2 separate regions of the Homo sapiens genome follow, and region 2 is linked to region 1. Evidence: chromatin contacts called from ENCODE Hi-C or POLR2A ChIA-PET data. All regions are on one chromosome and are shown on one strand. Each heading gives the region's core, a stretch centred on a gene start or an enhancer-like site at or near the end of the contact. The rest is flanking DNA. Distances are from core to core; before and after follow the strand shown. Region 1 holds the start of TLR3 (toll like receptor 3). Region 2 holds the start of F11 (coagulation factor XI).

Region 1 (7,706 bases), core at 1,912-4,411:
TTCATTGCTGGCACAAATGTTAAGTATTACTGAGCAATTAGTTCTCTCTATATTTGGCCCTCACAGAGTGTAATTATTGTATTGTTCAGTACTAATCTGCCTTTTCACATACATGCATTGAGAGGAGAGTCTTCTGTTTGCCCCACAATTTCAATTCTCTATATTTGTGGTTAGAAACTGCGGTGACACAATCCTCATGTCTAAATTCATTCATTCGGGAGATTGTAAAGATGGTTCCGTAAAGCCTCAGTATTGTAGGTGCTGATAATGATGATAATGAAAATGATAAACTTTCCCTTATAAATCTTATAATGAATTGACTAGACTGCCTACAGACTATACACTATCTTTGTCTATAGGTAAAATGGTTGTAATTGGCCGGGCGCAGTGGCTCACGCCTGTAATCACAGCACTTTGGGAGGCCAAGGTGGGTGGATCACGAGGTAAGGAGATCGAGACCATCCTGGCTAACACGGTGAAACCTCGTCTCTACCAAAAATACAAAAAATTAGCCGGGCGTCGTGGCACGTGCCTGTAGTCCCAGCTAGCTACTCTGGAGGCTGAGGCAGGAGAATTACTTGAACCCGGTAGGCGGAGCTTGCAGTGAGCTGAGATCGCGCCACTGAATTACAGCCTGGGTGACAGAGCAAGACTCTGTCTCAGGAAAAAAAAGATTAAAAAAAATAAAAACGGCTGTTTTATTAAGAATTGTTATTAGGAACGGGCAGAGAAGAACAGTGTCTGTGTAGTTCAGCATGTGAGTGGTAATTTGCTAATTATATCTGGCTTGTCACTCCGGTCTCTGTAACTTGCTGTGTTTTGTCAAGTGATTCTTCCAGAAATTTTGTGTATATTATCTTACTAAACTCTCATTAAAGAGGCCCCTCAAATGGAAGAAGGGAACTTAGAGTTTTTAGAATGTGAATAAATTTAAGGGACTTTGGCTTCTAGAATTCTGTAGATCTCTGTTTTGCTGGGAATATACAGCTTCCCATTATTCTGAGATTGGCTGATCTGTAATGCTGTGAAATATCAGTGTTTACTAAATTTGTTATTTTACATTTATGGGCATACATTTTTTTTTAATTCTCTCTCTCTCTTTTTTTGAGACAGGGTCTCCCTCTGTTACCCAGGCTGGAGTGCAGTGGCGCACTCATGACTCAATGCAAACTTGAATTTGCCTGGACTCAAGTGATCCTCCCACCTCAGCCTCCCAAGTAGCTGAGACTATAGGCATGCACCAACATGCCCAGCTAATTTTTGTAATTTTTGTAGAGATGGAGTTTTACCACGTTGCCCAGGTTGGTCTTGAACTCCTAGGCTCAAGCAATCTCCTAAAGTGTTGGGATTACAGGCATGATCCACTGCTCCCAGCCTTAATTCTTTTAAAAAGGGGAAAAATGAGGTTTTTCACTATTGCTCCAATCACCATCATAGCTAAATAAGTTAATGCACATAGTTAAGAAATGTACAGTAGAGAGAAAACAATCTGTGTTGTATTTAGAAACTAGCAAGAATTAAGGACTAATAATATCTGAATATGAACTGGTATTAAGCCCAAACTACTGCATCAGGAGACCATCAATAAAATTTATTTATCGAGAGCCATTCATTAGTCAACCAAAGTCGTGGGAAATTTAATCTGTATAAGGAGTCATAAGGCATAAGGGATAGGTATGAAGGATTGTTGAGATGATGTGTTTTATTTCGCTAATAATGCATATGACACCATTCCAATTTTTTTAAATTTAAAACAACAATCATTTATTTGCTTGCTTCTCAAGCCTGGGTAATCGTGTTTGGCAATGAGACCTTGTTGCATGCTTGCTAATATCCCACTGGTCAAAGCTAGTCAAATGGCCAAGCCTAGAGTCAGCGTGGGAGAAGGCCACACAAGGGTTTGAATTCTGAGGACGAGTCTCTTTCATTGAAGGCCAAAGAAACAGTCTACCTCAGAGGGTTGCTGGGGAGCTATAATGCAAAGAATAAACCTCACCCTGCCTTCAAGGCGCTCACAGAGAAGAAATCTTTTGAATATTAGTGAAGTTTTCCTGGACATCCCAATGGATAGATGTGAGGGACAGTCACGTACTCAGGACATCTGTTTGCTTATGGTGTTATGTTACAGATGTCACAAATGAAAATCAGAGACATGTAGCCCTGAGCCCAGTAACTATAAAGCGGTCTAGCTGAAGCTGGAGCCCACAAGAGGGCACTTTGCACCATGATGCACGCTTGTTTCTTGCCATCAGCTCTGCAATGAGTTCAAGCTAATGCCATGTCCCAGCCGTCCAGTTGTTTTATGACTTGTGTGATTGAAGCATATGGTGGCTTGTGGCATGTTCTTAGGCAAACCACTCACCTCCCTAGGTTTCGTTTTCCTAATTTCTCAAACAAGGGAGTTAGATTAGGTGGTCTATAGTTCCTTCCAATTGTGATATTTCACTATATAACAATATAGTTATAATAGATCATAGCACATCTGTAATGAAAAAAAGTGAGTTCATTTCTTAACAAGTACATTTACTTAACTAGTTGGAGTCATTAAAGCAAATTAAGAACGAAATTCTTAGTTAATCTGAACTTTTCTGGGCATACTGATCTGTTCCCTAACGCGTCTGACCGTGGAAAAGTGGATCAGCAGGAGTGGGACTGGCTCTCAGCTTTGCCATGTTTGGCTCTTTCTCTGCTGTGAAACTCAGTTTCTTCCTGGATCAAGAGGTTAATTTCTGCCGGTGTTATTTTACAGTGTTGCAAAGAGATAAAAGCCAGACGAAAGAAGGGAAAGTACTTCAGCTTTGATTAGGGATTTTTTTTTCTGTCCCTGTGACCATACACTACTCAATTCTGACAGCTTCGCATGAGTCTAGCAGAAAATTGAGGGATTCACTGTTATTCCTTAACTTGCAGAGGTCCAGACCCGCCCACATCAAATGGTGAGGTCCCCACTTTCAACTTTAGCTGTTGCTAAATCTGTGACCCTTTCAATGAAATCCAAGGATCTCAGCTTAAAAAAAGTTAAAATAAAATAAAAACTAGGTGTTTTTCAGAGGCGGTTTGAAACGCCTCTCTGAGGTTGTCAGAGATTGTTTTTGTTTTCTCCCTTTGCCCTTCTTGGAATGCACCAAACATAAAAGCATTTTTTTTCAAGCTTTACTTTCACTTTCGAGAGTGCCGTCTATTTGCCACACACTTCCCTGATGAAATGTCTGGATTTGGACTAAAGAAAAAAGGAAAGGCTAGCAGTCATCCAAGTAAGTGAAGGTGTTCATTTCACGTTCTTACTGGGCAGGGTCTCTCTTGCTGAGTAGAGTTTGCTAGCAGAATGCATGTGGTTTTAGCCTTCTTTGGTCTTTCTTTGATCTGGTGCTTGAAATCTAGTCAGAATTATTCAGGAAGGAAAGTGGAAGAAAAGGGATATGATATGGGCATGGGAGAAGGGTATAACTCAGAACACAAGTAATAGCACCAATATCTAGTTAATGTGATAATGTATTTATGCAGTATTTAATTTTTTTCTCTGTAGCATTCTGTACCTGGAAAAAACACATTAGGGAAGCTATGGAAATCATTTTGCAACAGTCTTTTTAGCAAATCACATCTTTGCCTTAAAGAAACAAAACTCCAAGAGGTTAAAAGAGCGTATCCCCTTTTGTTAGTTTTATTGGCTGGAGGGGAGACAGGAGCTGGCATTGTATGACAATGTCTTAGATAGGAGAGAACATTCAGGTATGCCTAGGAGTAAGTAAATGGCTTTCTTTCACCTAATGAAGGATAATGGAAGAAGTGGAGAAGTGGAAAGTTGTTAAGGTGTATGGGAAGATCAGAAACTGGTATCGGCAATTGTGGGGTACTCGGGTAAAAATGGAGTTGGCTTCAGCAAGTTGATTCCCAGGTTTACAGATGATTACGTGCTGGTATGTGTCTTCATATGGGCGTGCCTGTGTATGAACCTACTACAAAGGTTGCAAAGTTTACAAATCAAACTATGGATAGTGGTTAACTCCAGGTAGTCTGCCTCCAGACCCCATGTCCTAACCATCAGGCAATATTGTCTCTCACTTGGACAAAGAATGTGAATTCCATGTGCCCTCACAAAATATTTCCAAAATTCTAAGGCTGAGTGAGTCTCTTTTTAATTTTTTTTCATTTTCTTTATTTCTGCTAGATCTCATTCAACAGCAACGTTTTCTTCACTCTCATTTCATCCTTTAACTGCATTTTTGCTTGTTTTACTGAAGCATGTCCTAGAATAACCTTTTCATACAGATCGTATGGCTATAAACTTACTGAATTTTTGCATATCTCAAAATACTTATACCTTTTTATTTAGTTATTCAGATGGATGTGAAATTTCCCTATCTTATTTTATTTTATTTTATTTCATTTTATTTCATTTATCGATTTAGAGACAAGGTCTCGCTGTGTTGCCCAGGCTGAAGTACAGTGGCATGATCGTGGCTCACTGCAGCCTTGACCTCCCTGGCTCAAGCAATTCTCACACCTCAGTGTCACGAGTAGCTGGGACCACAGGTGTGAACCACTATGGCCAGCTAATTTAAAAAAAAATTTTGGTGGAGATGAGGTTTCCCTGTGTTGCCCAGGCTGGTCCCAAACTCCTAGGCTCAAGGGATCCTCCAGCCTCAGCTTCCTAAAGTGATGGGATTACAGGCATGAGCCACAGGTAATTTTCTTGGCCTGGTCAAAGGTAATTTTCTTGTTTTTTAGAGGTAAGGTCTTGCTCTGTTGCCCAGGCTGGAGTGCAGTGGTGTGATCATGATTCATTGCAGCCTTAACCTCCTGGGCTCAAGCGATCCTCCTGCCTCAGCCTCCCAAGTAGCTGGAACTACAGGCTTGTGCCACCACACTTGGCTACTTTCTAAAATATTTTTGTAGATACGGGGTCTCACTATGTTGCCCAGGCTGGTGTTGAGCTCCTGATCTCCTTCTGCCTACACCTTCTAAAGTGCCGGGATTGTGGGGATGAGCCACTATGCTTTGCCTGGATATGAAATTTTAAATTCAAAATAATTTTCTCTAAATGTTTGGAAAGCTTATCTCTATTGTTTTCCAGTGGTTCATGTTACTGATGAAAAGTTTTTTATTAATCAAGATCTCTTTTCTTTGGAAATGAAGGTTTTAGGATTTTTGTGTGCATGGTTGCAATTCTGAAATTTCATAGGAGTCTCTCCAAGTTTGTTCCTCTTTCACTCCTCCTGCCTAGCATTTGGTGAGTTTTGCCCACTGATGAAATGTCTTCAGATGGGGCAAGTCCTTAAGTCATTCAGGGATATGCTTTGTAATGGATTAGTCCTTCTCAGCAATTCTGACCTATAGCAGGAGCCCTACCAGAGGGGTACATCTCACCTAAGCAAGGAGAATGTATTGTAGGGACCTTACCTATGAGTTGGTAAATAGAGATAGGAAGTTCTGAAGGAACTGGAAGAGAGGTTTGGGACACTCTCAGAGAGGGGGCAGGTGGGGAGCTGGTCCCCAGCATTTGAGAGGTATCATTGCCAGCCCTGCATCCTTCACGTGCCTGGGCAAGTCAGCAAATGCATCCTTGCTGGCCTAGCTGTGGCATTCCTCATGGCCTGTGGATATAAAGAATGTGCACAGCTTTACAATGATTAGTGCCAGAGTTGTAAAGGCCATGAGATGGGAATATTAGTTTATGGAAGCCAGTTTTTTTTGTTGTTTTTTCTGTTTCTGAGAACTAAATTAGAATATTAGTAAAATCGCTATTTTTAAGTATATTAGAACAATTCTATATACTCACATTAGTTCTGTTTTCCTAGGATTAGTCACCTAAGGTGATTTTATTACCTGACACTTACCTGGAATAATTTTCATGTCATGACTTTTAGATCTTGTGGAATATCTATTTAGATATCATTACCACTGCTTCATCTCCATACCTTGTGGGTGTATTTGATTTTTTAAAATATCTGAAATTTGGTTGTTGATCACACCACAGAGTATCACACTGGGTACACATCCCACCAAAATAAAGTGTGACAATGTATGGAGTTGAGTGGCTTTCCTGAGCTGACTAAATGCCCATGGAAAGCTATTGTATGAGTGCATTCTCACATTGCTCTACAGAAATACCTGAGACTGGTCATTTATAAAGAAAGAGGTTCAATTGGCTGATGGTTCTGCAAGTGGTGCAGGCAGCATAGCAGCCTCTGCTTCTGGAGGAGCCTCAAGGAGCTTTCACCCACCACAGAAGGCAAAGCCAGAGCTGGCACCTTCACATAGCCGGAGCAGGAAGAAGAGAGAAGGGGAAGGTGCCACACACTTTTATTTTTTTATTATTTATTTTGGGGGGAGTGGGGGCGAAGTCTCACTTTGTCACCCAGGCTGGAGTGCATGTGGTGGGATCTCGGCTCACTGCAGCCTCCGCTTCCCTAGTTCAAGCGATTCTCCTGCCTCGGCCTTCCCAGTAGCTGGGATTACAGGCACCCACCACCACACCCAGCTAATTTTTGTATTTAGTAGAGACACGGTTACACCATGTTGGCCAGGCTGGTCTCAAACTCCTGACCTCAGGTGATCTGCCCACCTTGGCCTCCCAAGTGCTGGGGTTACAGGCGTGAGCCACTGCGCCCAACCACCACACACTTTTAAACGACCGAATCTCATAAGAATTCACTCACTCACTATCGGGAGAACAGCACCGAGGGGGTGGTGCTGAACCATCTGTGAGAACTCTGCCCCATGAGCCAGTCACCTCCCACCAGCCCCCACCTCCAACACTGGGAATTACAATTCAACGTGTGGTGTGGGTGGAGACGCAGAGGCAAACCATATCGGCTATGTATTCAACATATATTTATTTCTTCAGAGCCAACAAAGTGCCAGGTCTTGTTCTAGGCACAGACAACACCGTATGGAATAAGAACTATGTCCTCTACTATTATAGCTTCACATTCTAGTGAGAAGCAATAATTAATAATAAATAATACACAATATTGGATAATTTCCATCAACCATAGCAACGGAAAAGGCAATCTAGAAGAAGAGCAAGATGGGAGGTTTCGCTCACTGAACTTCAAGACTTGTTGTAAAGCTAAAGTAATCCGAACAATGTGGTATTGGCCTAAGAACTAACAAATATTTCAGTGGAAGAGAGTAGACAGCCCAGAAATAGACCCTCGCTTAAAACATTTACTCGGTTTCTAAGGAAAGCACAGAACAATCCGGTGGGGGAAAGAAGTCTCTTTAAAAAATGGTCTGACTGGACCAGGCGTGGTGGCTCACCCCTATAATCCCAGCACTTTGGGAGGCCGAGGTGGATGGATTACCTGAGGTCAGGAGTTCAAGACCAGCCTGGCCAACATGGTGAAACCCTGTCTCTACTACAAATATAAAAATTAGCCAGGCATGGTGGCGCGTGCCTGTAGTCCCAGCTACTCGGGAGCCTGAGGCAGGAGAATCACTTGAACCCAGGAGGTGGAGACTGCAGTGAGCCAAGATGGCACCACTGCACTCCAGCCTGGGTGACAGAGTGAGACTCCATCTCAAAAAAAAAACAAAAAACAAGATCTGACTGACTGGATATACACACAAAAAACCATGACTCCTACTTCATGCATACACAACAATTAACTTAGGAGAGGTCACACACCTTCACATAGAAGCTAACACCATAAAGCTTTTTAGAGGAGAGTATCTAAGTAATGGGAGTAGGAAAATTTCTTAGA
Region 2 (7,706 bases), core at 2,633-5,132, 200 kb after region 1:
TTTCTAGCTATTTAGAAAACTATAATACCTTGTTGTTGACTGCAGTCACCCTACTCTTCTGTCAAACATTAGAAAGCATTCCTTCTATCTAACTCTGTGGTTGTACCCCTTCACCAACCTCTCTTCGTCCTCACCACCACCCCCCCACACACACCCTTCCCAGCCTCTCGTAACCACCATATACTCTCTACGGCCATGAAATCATCTTTCGTGGGATCATGCAATGTTTGTCTTTCTGTGCTTGGCTTACTTTACTTAACATAATGACCTCCAGTTCCATCCACATTGCTGCAAATGGAATGATTTCCTTCTTTTTTATTGTGTCCATTTTCAAAGCAAGTTCTGAAAGACAAGAGAAGGAGCTCTGAGAGTTGATTATGGCCATGCCTGAGAAGGGGTCTCAGTCAACTAATGCCGTTGTGGACATTCCTGTCCCAAGCAGAAGGCTTTAGGTCACAATATGTCCAAATGTCCAATACATCTCCCACCTATGATCCATTGGAAAGAAAACAAACCTCGGGACCCCCAAAATCACTAAGCCACATGGAAAAGTAAAGCTGGGAACTGCATTGGGCAAACCTTCCTCCCATTCTATTCCTAAATAAAATAGCTTTCTTAAGCTATAAAAAACCTTTTTTAAGCTTTAAAAAGGTTTTAAAAAGCTACATTCCTCACAATTTGCCCATGAGGAAATTCCTTGTGGAAAAAGGACAGGCAGAAGTCAGAGTCACCCCTCTGCTGACATGAGACAGGTGCGTATCTGATTGCCTCGTTTGCCATATTGTTTCACTGGGCCACACTAAGGCATGAGTGACTATTCTTGTAAATTGCGTATTTGGTGAAAGGCTAATTGGAAACTCGAAAAAATGCTTCTGTTTGTCTCTTATCTACCTATGACCTGGAAGCCCCCTTCCCTTCTTCGAGTTGTCCCACCTTTTAGGACCAAACCAATGTACATCTTGCATAGATTGATTGATGTCTTATATCTCCCTAAAATGTACAAAATCAGCTTGGGCCCTGACCACCTTGGACACATGTCATCAGGACCTCATGAGGCTGTGTCATAGGTACATCCTTATCCTTGGCAAAATAAACTTTCTAAATTGATTGGGACCTGTCTCAGATACTTTTTGATTTAGAATCCTAACTTCTGACTTGTACTTGGGTCTCTGCAGACTAACTTCTATATTCTTCCTAAGACTTTGTCTAGTTATTCCTCATTTTCATCAGTCTTCGAATATTCAAAAACATTTCATTTCATTGAAAAAAAATTGAAAAAAGTAGTTGATATCAGAATTTTAAACTGCAATGCATTAGTTGAAAATAATTTTTTAAGGATATCTATGGTCAGTTTAAAAGAAAGGTCTATTTAATCTCAAAGAGTTTCTATGTAGTCAAGACTTTTATTCTAGGCTGGGCACGGTGGCTCATGCCTGTAATTCCAGCACTTGGGAGGCCAAGGCAGGTGGATCGCTTGTGCCCAGGCATTCCAGACCAGCTTGGGGAACACAGCAAAACCCTGTCTCTACAAAAAATACAACAATTAGCCATGCGGAGTGACATGCGGCTGTATTCCTAGCTATTCAGGAGGCTGAGGTGGGAGGATCACCTGGTGGCTGCGTTGAGTGGAGATCACACCACTGTACTCTCGTCTGGGCGACAGGAGTGAGACCTTGTCTGAAAAAAAATTATTCTACTTTTATTTGAATAGACAAAATTTTTTTGAATCCTGATACTATTTCAAAGACCTTAAAGATTTCACTAACTAGCTAAATCAAACTTAGGAAAATATTATTTGGTTTTCCAGTGAAGCATTTCTCTTATTTAGAGCCTTTCTGTTTCTCTCAATAGGGTTGGAGAGTTATCCTTATCTTCTTTTTATTGGGGCTTAAGAAGAGAGATGAGGTTCCATGGAGTAAACAATACAAGGATATAAGGACCTCATATAATCTCACGTATCCATTTTCCATGAAAGCCATTCTTGGCACGAATTTGCCATTCTATGTTTGAGCCTCATAAAAGGCAATGCATCATAAATATGCACTTTTTGGGTAGCTGGAATGTACTTTAAACGGGAAACTCAAGAAAACAGCTAGGAACTCTTTATGCCAGGATAAGTCAAATGCACTGGCAATAGATCAAATAAAAATATCTGAGTAAATGCCTTCCAGATAGAACATCACCCTAGTTCTTCAGCACTTTACAAAAAGATCTGTTCTCAGTTCACATTCTCTTAATTCCCTGTCATTTCTCCCCGGTCTTCCAAATATGTTTTTTAAATTATGATTCCATGTATAAACACAAGATCGTATTTTGCTTTTCTATGAAAAATTGAGAGCCTTCTCTGAACCATAAACGTATCTTTCTCCAAAATGTATTCAAATCAGGCATATTGAAAACTGTTTTGTGTTCGTGTTGTGAGGTTTTTTAGGGGACCGCACAGAAACCCTCAGCACTAGTTAGTGCCTTGTGTTCTAAATGAGGAAACGGAAGCCAAGGACCTGCAGGTGGCTGGGGACTGTGCACAGGCTGGTTCCGCTCAAGTCACATGACTCGTCAGCCAGTGAGTAGGTCTGGGTAGCAGTTGGCATGGATGAACATGCCCTCCATAGGCTTTCAGACCTTCTTCAAGGCCAAAGGGAAGGCCTTCATGGAAATATAATTATGTGAAACACCCCAGAATTTTTTCACAAACTTTCCTGCCTATAAACGCCAGGTCCTACCACTGTCCAGTGTCCCACTTCCCACTGTCCAGTGGGAAGACTCCCTCCAGGACAAAACCACCCTTTCCTTCAGGGATGTGACGTGCTGTGCTTTCGTTGACAGTCATGCAGCTGCTAGACATGTCACTTCCTAGCTCTCCATTCGGGTCTGTGTCCCAGGACCTAAAGAAAGCTAAAAGAAGCCGGGCGTGGTGGCTCATGCCTGTCATCCCAGCATTTTGGGAGGCTGAGGCTGGCGGATCACTGGAGATCAGGAGTTTGAGACCAGTCTGACCAGCATGGTGAAACCCTGTCTCTACTAAAAATACAAAAAAAGAAAAGAAAAAAGAAAAAAAAATAAGCTGGGCGTGGTGGCGCGGGCCTGTAGTCCCAGCTACTCCGGAGGCGGAGGCAGGACAATCACTTGAACCTGGAAGGCGGAGGTTGCAGTGAGCTGAGATCGCGTCATTGCACTCCAGCCTGTGCGACGAGAGACTCTGTCTCAAAAGAAAGAAAGAAAGAGAGAAAGAAAGAAAGAAAGAAAAGAAAGAAAGAAAGAAGAAAGAAAGAAAAGAAAGAAAGTAAGAAGCAAGCAAGCTGAAATAGCTTATTTTTCTGTTTTAAAAAATAGACTTTTAGTGTTCACAAGTAAGAATAAAAAAAAAAAAAGCTTGGCCTTAGGAGGAATCCTATCTGCTTAGGCCTCTGAGAGGCAGCGTCACCTGAAGGGAAACTGACTGGGCAAGAGCCAGGCTCTTAGGAGCTGTCTGTACTTTGCTTCCCATCCGTCCGCTCTCCCCCAGCAGCCAAAGTCTCCTCCCTCCATTATATTGCAAATCAATGAATCCATTAGACTTTCCATGTTTTCTTTTTAGACTTTGAGATTCAAGGTCAGCTAGAATTAATGGTTAACAGCTGACAGGTGAAAGTGTGGTTAAATGCAGCTTTGGCTAGCAGGCACACAGGCAAAATCAAGTTCTACATCTGTCCCTGTGTATGTCACTTGTTTGAATACGAAATAAAATTAAAAAAATAAATTCAGTGTATTGAGAAAGCAAGCAATTCTCTCAAGGTATATTTCTGACATACTAAGATTTTAACGACTTTCACAAATATGCTGTACTGAGAGAGAATGTTACATAACATTGAGAACTAGTACAAGTAAATATTAAAGTGAAGTGACCATTTCCTACACAAGCTCATTCAGAGGAGGATGAAGACCATTTTGGAGGAAGAAAAGCACCCTTATTAAGAATTGCAGCAAGTAAGCCAACAAGGTCTTTTCAGGTACAGTTTCAGAACTTACTATTTAACATTCCTCTCAAGCAAATACGCCTTGAAATGCTTTTTTTAAATCATAGGAATTTAAAAACACTTTACAATAGAGAATGATTGATTTTTAAAATGTGTCTGATTTAGCTTTGTAGAGATGTTCCGCTAATATCCATAACTAATCTGAGAGGAAATGTGGAACAACAGAAGAGTAACAGTGTCTACTCAGTAACAAGCGTTTTACGAGTTAAAAAGACATCCAAATGCAGTACTGAAAAATCAGAAGTCTTGATTTGTCTCACTGATGACTCCGTTTTTCCTAGAGCAGTCTGTTTAATGCTTACTGGAGATAAATAGATTTATAGGTGACCAAGACAATCGATTAATGTATCAGCCACAGACTTTTTTAAATAGAAAATTTTCTAAGTAGGAAATCATTCATAGCTCTTTGAAAGATATAGGGAGAGGCCTCAAGGAAAGAAAGAAAGGAAAAAAATTGGGAAAGGAAACAAAGATGAAAAATTGGGGTGGGGAGAGCGGTCAGATGGTGGCCATGAGAAGGATCTGAACACAGAGAGCGGCGGGGCCGGCGGGGAAGGAGGGAGGAGGGGAGAGCGCTGCTTCCCTGTGGGTTCCGGCTTCTGCAGAGCTGTAAGAGTTGAATGCCACACACAGTCACACTAAGGAATGCTCCAGGATTGGGAAAGAAAATTCAACATTATAATGAGAACACTGTGAATGCTATTGAATTAACTACTCCCCTCTCTCCCTATTTCTTGTAAGTCTTAGTGTCAGTAAACTAATTATAAATTTACATTTTATGTTCTAAAAGCATGCACCTTTTTCTCATTGTAGGATGATTTTCTTATATCAAGTGGTACATTTCATTTTATTTACTTCAGTTTCTGGTGGTAAGTAGAGTGTTATCTTAACTATGGGCTGGGAGAGGGAAATCACACTGCAATCTCCACACATGTGGGAGAATCCCACACCATTTATGCCGGGAAGGAAATAAAATGTTTTTATTAACTTCCTGCCTGAGGCTCCAGAGGTTTTCAAAGCAGGGTAGGAATTGAGGTGAAAAAATTGTTTGTACTGGTAGGAATCTGTGTCTATATGTGTACCATATCTACATCCATGCCTACATACATCATTCATTTAAATGATATTTAAAAGCAATATTAAAAAGAAGAAATCTTGATTTGCCTCACTAATTAGTTGGTTTTTCATAAAGCAGTCAGTTCAATGGAACATACACACACACATAAAATAGGAATTTTGTACTGAAAAATGTTATGTAACTATTCATACACAGTTTATGCATTTCAATAATTTAACTACCCTGTTAATTCTCCACCCTATGTCACATCTGCTAAATTTGTTTATAAATTACTTAGCCAATATTAAGTAGGATATATCAGTACAGGTATTGTTTAGTTCCATGACCATTCTTTATTTAAAATGAAAGCTGAAGCATTCCTTTAGAAAAATAGCTTATGTCTACATGTTATATTTAATTTCTGATACTATTGCTAGCATTTTAAGCATAGTAAATTCTTTTTGCTGGCCTATGTGAAAAAAGGCAAACCTAGGTGAAGATATTAAAAGTAAATTCCACTTAATATATTAAATTACACAGCTCATAATTTCAATTTTCTCTGTGACAAGACTACTGCTCAGGTTATAATATTCCTTTGTTATAATTATCTGGAAATTGTATTGTTATTTCATTGATAAATATGTCAGCGCTAAATAATTTGATATATTTTGAACACTGGACCCAATAACTACATAAACAATTGACCCTGAATCAGGGGTTCCACATCCATGGATTTAAACAACATTGAAGTGAAATTTTTTAAAAAAAATTATATCTGCACTCAACATGTGCAGAGTTTTTTCTTGTCATTATTCCCGAAACAACACAGTATAACAACAATTTGCATAGTATTTACATTGTACTAGGTATTATAAGTAATCTAGAGATGATTTAAAGTACACAGGAGGCTGTGAGTAGGTTATATGTAAATACTATGCCATTTTCTATCAGGGACTTGAGCGTTCATGGATTTTGGTATCTGCAGGAGGTCTGGCAGCCAATCCCTCATAGATATCAAGGAATGATAGTGTACATATTTAGGTCCTTTATACATGCACATGGAACATTTACAAATATTGACCACACACAAGCCTCTGAAACAAGGCTCAACAAATTTTAAGGGGTTAAAATTATACTGATCATGTTATTCAATCACCGTGAATGGGAGCTAGAATAATAATAAAAAGGGAATTGAAAATCTGCAAACGTTTGAAAATTGAGTATTTATAATCACCGTGAATGGGAGCTAGAATAATAATAAAAAGGGAATTGAAAATCTGCAAATGTTTGAAAATTGAGTATTTATACCTTTTTAGATTAAGATGAATCAGAGATGAAATCACAATGGTAATTAGAAAAGGAATTGTACAATAATGAAAGTACAGTATATCAAAACTTTGAGATGTAACCGAATCAGTGTTGAGATCAAATGTATAGATTTACATGTATACATTAGAATACAGAAAAGGGAAAAATTAATGATATAAGATGACAAGAAGATAGAGAATAGCAACTTAAGTGCTAAGAAATTAGAAGGCAGAAAGAAGAAATCGCAGAAATTAATTAAATGGAAGACACACATATTTGAGAGGTCAACATAACCCCTTTCTAGCCCATTTTATAAGGTCAGGGTAATCTTGACACCAAAATCTGATAGGAAAATTCTGAGGAAAAAAAGTCACAGGTCTTTTATCTTATGAACATATGTACAAATGTCCTAAACAAAATATTATCCAACTTAACCCAGTAGATTGTTAAAAAAATTAAAGGATGATTACATTGTGATATTGTGACAAAGTTGGGTTTATTCCAGGAATGAAAAGTTGATTTAACATTCAAAAATCAATAGATGTGTGACTTCGGGGTACATACCGAAAAAAAAGAAGGGAAAGCAGGAACTCACACAGATATACTTGTACACCCATCTCATAGCAGCATTATTCACACTAACCCAAAGGTGGAAGCAGCCCATGTGTTTATCAACAGGTGACTGGATAAAGTGTGGTACATACATACAAAGGAATATTACTCAACCCTAAAAAGAAAGGAAATTCTGACACATGCTATGACATGGATGAACCTTGAGGACATTACGCTAAGTGAAATAAGCCAGTCACAAAAGAACAAATACTGTGGGATCTCACTGATAGGAGGTACTTAGGGTAGTCAATTTCATCAAGACGGAAATTAGAACAGAGGTTGCCAGGGGCCGAGGGGCCAGGGGAAGGGCTGAGGGTTGGTGTTTAATGGGCACAGAGCATCAGCTGGCGAAGTTGAAAAGTTCTGGAGGTGGATGGTGCTGATGGTTGCACAGCAATGTAAATACCCTTAGTGCCACAGAACTGTACACTCAAGATGGCTACATGGCACATGGTATGCTATCTGTCATAATAAAAAATAAAAATAATTTTAAATGTTAATATGTGCCGAAAAATGCTTGCTAAAATTCTATTAATGATCAAAACTTTAAATAAACTGGAAATGGAAGAGAACTTTCATCAGCTATTAAACGATATTTTAAACAAAAGCAAACAAAAATCCAAACCAAAAATCTTCAAGAAACATAATACGTAATAGCGGAATATTGAAAGCTTTCCCAAGGGATTGAGAATAGGACAAGAATACTTCCCATT

Evidence for each region. Hi-C counts contacts between places; a loop is a spot of excess contacts on that map. ChIA-PET counts read pairs that join two places held with the same protein, here RNA polymerase II (POLR2A). Pooled maps may share reads with other maps.
Region 2: a loop to region 1 is called in a pooled map, with 2.0 times the contacts of the local background. The contact joins the promoter of F11 here to the promoter of TLR3 in region 1. A Hi-C loop is called at or near these places in 1 of 168 maps with a recorded cell type or tissue (K562) and 1 of 50 pooled maps. POLR2A ChIA-PET finds 5 or more read pairs at or near these places in 1 of 52 experiments (Panc1).

Annotation. Positions count from the first base shown.
Region 1 is chr4:186,065,995-186,073,700 of GRCh38, forward strand. It overlaps TLR3 (toll like receptor 3), which reads left to right and starts at 3,162. Exons shown (of 5, transcript NM_003265.3): 1 at 3,162-3,254.
Region 2 is chr4:186,262,307-186,270,012 of GRCh38, forward strand. It overlaps F11 (coagulation factor XI), which reads left to right and starts at 3,883. Exons shown (of 15, transcript NM_000128.4): 1 at 3,883-3,989; 2 at 4,830-4,885. The coding sequence starts at 4,831. RefSeq lists an enhancer at 2,242-3,013.